Linked DNA regions of Mus musculus: region 1 is linked to region 2. The links are chromatin loops, found by intact Hi-C in ENCODE. Cell type or tissue: left cerebral cortex. All regions are shown on one strand. Links, peaks and the distances in the headings refer to the core of each region. The heading gives the core; the rest is flanking DNA.

What was found. A loop is a pair of places that touch in the nucleus more often than their neighbours do. Peaks named below come from ENCODE experiments on the same cell type or tissue, not always from the same donor. Only the 100,000 strongest peaks of a DNase experiment are listed, where the experiment ranks them.
Region 1: it touches region 2 in a loop (2.1-fold over the local background); 2 of 42 quality-filtered maps call a loop at or near these places.

What each region holds. Positions count from the first base shown.
Region 1 is chr15:75,080,840-75,083,642 of GRCm38, forward strand. No RefSeq gene overlaps it. Among named protein-coding and RNA genes, the nearest start is that of Gm52219, 21 kb to the right of the region's middle. In left cerebral cortex, for the core only: no CTCF peak of the experiment used is centred there; no DNase peak of the experiment used is centred there.
Region 2 is chr15:74,895,330-74,898,132 of GRCm38, forward strand. No RefSeq gene overlaps it. Among named protein-coding and RNA genes, the nearest start is that of Ly6m, 15 kb to the left of the region's middle. In left cerebral cortex, for the core only: a CTCF peak has its summit at 1,173 (motif pointing right); a DNase peak (open chromatin) is centred at 1,180.

The DNA of each region.
Region 1 (2,803 bases), core at 217-2,716, 190 kb after region 2:
CTGTACCATCAGTAGCTACATTACTTGAGCAAATTAACACATCTCCTGGCACCTGGTATACATCTATTGATCTAGCAAATGCCTTCTTCTCAGAACTTGTCCCTAAGGACCACGAGAAGCAATCTACTTTCAGTTGGCAAGGAAGCAGTATATATTTACACTTTTGTCTCAATGATATTGTACCTCTACAGCCCTGTGTTATAATGTCGTTAGAAGGGATCTTGATCATTTGTCTCTTCCACAAAATATCACATGGGTATACTTACTATATTGATGACATTATGTTGATTGGACCACGTGAGCAGGAAGTAGCAATCACTTTGGACTTATTGGTAACACATATGCATATCAGAGGATGGGAAATAAATCCAACCAAAATTCAAGGGCCATCTACCTCAGTGAAATTCTCAGGAGTCCGGTGATGTGGAACATGCAGAGATGTTCTTTCTAAGATGAAAGATAATTTACTGCACCTGGCCCCTCCTACCTCCAAGAAAGAAGCACAACATTTCATGGGTCTATTTGGATTCTAGAGACAGCAAAATCCCCACTTGGGTATGTTGCTCAAGAGCATTTACCAAGTGACTCAGAAAGCTGCTAGCTTTGTGTGGGGCCTGGAAGAGGAGAAGGCGCTCCAACAGGTCCAGGTTGCTGTGCAAGCTTCTTTACCACTAGGACCATATGACCCAGCAGACAGGATGGTATTTGAGGTGTCAGTGGCAGATGGACATCATGTTTGGAGCCACTGGCAGGCCCCTGTAGGTGAATAACCGAAGAGACCTTTGGGATTTTGGAGCAAAGCTCTAACATTATCTGCAAACAACTATTCTCCCTTTGAAAAATTGATCTTGGCTTGCTATTGGGCCTTAGGCAAAACTGAATGTTTGACAATAAGACACCTAGTTACCATGCAACCTGAATTGCCCATCATGAGCTGGGTGTTATCAGACCCTCCAAGTCATAAAGTGAGATGTGCACAACAGTGGTCTATAACCAAATAGAAGTGGCTTGTACATGATCAGGCCTGAACTGGTGCCAAAGGCACAAGAAAGTTCCACGAAGAAGTTGCTCAAATGCCTATGGTTTCTACCACTGTTACAGTGCCCTCTGCTCCAAAGCATGTAACTATAGCCTCATGGGATGTTCTGTATGATTGGCTGACCAAAGAAGGGAAAAGTAAGACCTAGTTCCCTGATGGCTCTGTTCATTATGCAGATGAAGTGGACACCTGCAGCATTACAACCCCTTTCCAGGACAACCCTAAAAGATACAGGTGAAGAAAATCTTCACAGTGGGCAGAACTTTGGGAAGTACTCATGGTATTACAAGTTGTTTGGAAGAAGAAATGGCCAGATGTACCATTGTTCACTGACTCATGGGATGCAGCCAATGGGTTGGCTGAATGGCCAGTGACTTGCAGAGATCACCATTGGAAAATTGGTGAAAAGACATCTGGGGAAGAAGTATGTGGATAGATCTCTCCAAATGATCAAAGGATGTGAAAATATTTGTGTCCCATGTAAATACTCACAAAAAGGTAACTTCAGCTGAGGAGTTCAATAATCAGGTGGATAAGATGACCCATTCTGTGGACAGTAAGCCTCTTTCTCCAGCCATCCCTGTCATTGCTCAAAGGACACATGAACAAAGTGCCCATGGTGGCCGAGATCAAAGTTATGTTTGGACTCAACAACATGGACTTCCAATCACCAAGGCTGACCCGGCTACAGCTGCTGCTGAATGTCACATCTGCCAACATCAGAGACGACACTGAGCCCCAGATATGGCACTATTCCTAGAGGTAACCTGCTAGCAACATGGTGGCAGGTTGACTACATTTGACCACTTCCTCCATGGAAAGGGTAACATTTTGTTCTTACTGGAGTAGAACCTTAATTCCTTTAATGGATTTGCCTTTTATGGAGGTAATGTTTCTGCCAAAACCACCATCCCTGGACTAACAGAATGCCTTATCTATCATTGTGGTATTCCAGACAGTATTGCTTCTGACCAAGGAACTAATTTTAATGCCAGAGAAGTGTAACAGTTATAGCATGATCATGGAATCCAGTAGTTGTACCATGTTCCCCATCATCCTGAAGCAGTTGCTTCAGTTGGTTTGTTAGGAAGATGGAATGGCCTTTTGAAGATGCACTTACAGCACCAGTTCTGTGTCAGCAGCATGGAGGGCTGGGGCAGAGTTCTTCAGAAGGCAGTTGATGCTTTGAATCAGCATATGATATGTGGTATGGTTTCTCCCACAGCCAGGATCCATGGGTGTAGGATCAAGAGGTGGAGAAGGGAATAGTTCCACTCACTATCAGTCCTAGTGACCCTCTAGGAAAATATTTGCTCCCTATCCTCACAATTCTAGGTTTTGTTGGCCTAGAAGTTTTGCTTCCAGATGGGGTAGTGCTCCTATGAGGAGCCACAACAAACATGCCATTGAACTGGAAGCTCAGACTTCCCCCTGGTCATTTTGGGCTTCCAATGCCATCAAAACAACAGGCTAAGAAAGGATTAACATTGCAAATAGGATGGATCCCCAGGTGAGTCAGCCTCTAGATGGTCCTTTCCTCAGTCTACTCCACACTTTGTCTCTGTAACTCTTTCCCGGGTGTTTTGTTCCCCACTTATAAGATAGATAGAAGTATCCACACCATGGTCTTCCTTCTTCTTGAGTATCAGGTGGTTTGTGAATTGCATCTTGAATATTCAGAGTTTCTGTGTTTCTTGGCTAATATCCACTTATTAGTGAGTGCATATTACGTGTGTTCTTTTGTGATTGGGTTACCTCACTCAG
Region 2 (2,803 bases), core at 187-2,686:
AAAGAGAGAGAGAGAGAGACAGAGAGAGAGAAAGAGAGAGACAGAGAGAGAGAGACAGAGAGAGAGGAAGGAAGGAAGGAAGGAAGGAAGGAAGGAAGGAAGGAAGACAAAAAATCAGAACCGCAGGGCAGAGGCATCTCGACTGTACCATGCTGACTCACCATCCCCACAGGCTGCCTGGTGGGACAGGCTTTCATTGATTTATCTGCCAAGGTGAACCTAGCAAGATGGAGGAGTTTGGGGAGATGCTCCTCTGTGGCAACCAAATGGACTTCTCTTTGCAACCATGACAACCAAATGGACTTCTCTTTGCAACCATGTCACCCTCCCCTGTGGCAAGGCCACAGATATGTAGCTGCAGAGCACAAGTCTGTTGGACTGGTGGAGTGTTTTTCTATCTCTGAGGTGATGGAATGGCTGCTGGACCGTGTGCCCAGCCATGATTCAAGACTCTAATGATGGAGCTGATAATTTAAAAACCCACCAAGCGGTTGTGGGGACTAGAGGAATGGCTCAGTGGTTAATGGTGTACACACTGCTCTTACAGATGATATGAGTTTAGTTCCCCAATTGAGTTACCCTAGGGAGGCTTGAAGCCCTCAGTTTATCCTAACACACACATTCCACCCTCCTACACACACACACACCATTCACACATACACCATACACACATGCACACCACATACCACATTAAACAAACACACACACTCATACTTTGTTTCTCTCTCACAAACACAAACACACCATTATACCATGTTCAGAAGCAACACTCATGAACATACAGGCACACCACATACAACATATTTTGCAAAGCATGCATAACACACGTACACACCTTTGTACATCATACACACAATATTCATACAGGGATTACATATAAATGCAGATCACATACCACAAAACATCATTTGTATAGCACAGGATATGTAGAAACCTTCTATATAGAACCACACCATATACAACACATGGACCAGACAGGATATAACACTGCACACATACTACCCACATACTGCAAAAGGCCCCCACACACATCACATACACACCATGGGCTTACACTTTACACTACAAGCACACCCATGCACATAGTTCTTTGAATTCTATTCAAATTATTTGCTGGCTTATCACATGGCCAAGACTGAAAAAATACCATGGATGTGAGAGCCGTTGCCACCAGGGGGCGCATGTAGCCTAGCTCAGGACCCTGTAACATCGTGGGAACTTCAGCTCCACCTGGGAATTACACAGAGCCCAGAGCTAAGCCTGATTCCAGCTGCCCTATGTATGAAAAATAGGAGGGGCTGGGGGTGAAGTGAGGGTGGTGCTTTCAGCCCTCGAGCTGGCCACCAGCTTAAAGCCACGGGTCTTGCCACGGAACAGCAGGAGACTACAGAATCACGCATGCAACCCCTCTGTCTGCCCAGCAGTAAGCGGAGGATCTTGGCACAATGATCCCCAGAAACTAGCCTGGAGTCTCAGCTCCCAGAATACAGAACCAGAGATAGCAATCACAGGGCCCCAGCAGATTCCCCGGGGCCCCAGGATGGGCTCAGAGACTGTTCTAGAAGTTTCTGCTGCTGTGACAAAGCACTGACAGACTCCAACTTGGGGAAGGATTTATTTACTTACTGGCTACAGTCAACCATCAGGTGAATCCAAGGCAGGAACTAAAAGCAGCAGAGGACCGCTGCATAATGCCTTGCTCTCCTTGGCTTGCTCCGGCCCAGGCCCACCTGCATAGAGATGGCCCTGCCCATCGTGGTCTGGGTTCTCCCACATCAATTACTGGGTAAGACAGTGCTTCACATGTTCACAGTCCAACCTGATAGCATCTGTTTCTCAGTTGAGGGTCCCTTTCCCAAATATGTCAAGTTGACAACCAAAATTAGCTAACACAGAGACCTTCCTGCATTCAGGCTGTCCTTCCAAGTGGAACCTAGAAGCCGCCTCTGGTGTGCTGGGCTCTCCAGTGCCCATGAAGACTGGCAGGGGTGTGGGTGACGTGGGGGGGGGGAGGGCTTGGTCGAGAAGGGGAAGGAGGGAAGAGGATAGGTCCAAGCCCCCAGTGGGAAGTCCAAAGGGGCCCAGGGAGCCCCTAGAAACTGAGGTACCAAGCCCAAGCTGTTCATAGCCGCCCAGTGTGTAGAAGACTTAGCATCTCAATGAGAGACCTAGGCCAACAGACTAAGCACCCTTTGAGGTCACAGCAGGGTTTGGAGGGAGCAGAGGAAGGTCCTCTGGGGAGGATCCTCAGCTGGCAAGAGCAGGAGACAGAAGTGCCGAAAGGACTCAACACCGCCAAAGCCCGAAGAAATATGTCTGTGGGTGCTGGAATGCAGTGGGTTCGTGTGCCTGGGCCATGAAACAGATGACTAGGACCTAACCTAATCCAGCGTGGGCAGGGCAGGTGGCTCCACACTGGCACCTCACCCTAGGCCTGAGAGCCCGCCTTTGTTCTCCCCACCCCCTCACCTCCCTCCTCACTTCTGGAAATGAAACTCTGCCCCAGGCTCCTCCCCTCCCTCCCAAAGCCCCGCCCTCAGCCTGGACTCCCTCTTCTGCTCTCCTGGCTACCACCTCCCGTGGGAGGATTCCAGCAGAACCTACGGGCTTGGCTAAGCCCCTCTGGCACGTGGAAAGCCAGGATGAATGGGGATACATGAAGGAGTGGACAGAGCCAAAGTTTTACAGAGCCATCCTTAACCCCAAGAGACAGATGGCCACCAAGAGGGTAGGAGGGTAAGGTCAGTAGAGCCTCCAGGCAGAGAGCTACAGTAGGAGCCACCAGTCGGTCGGGCAAGTAGGT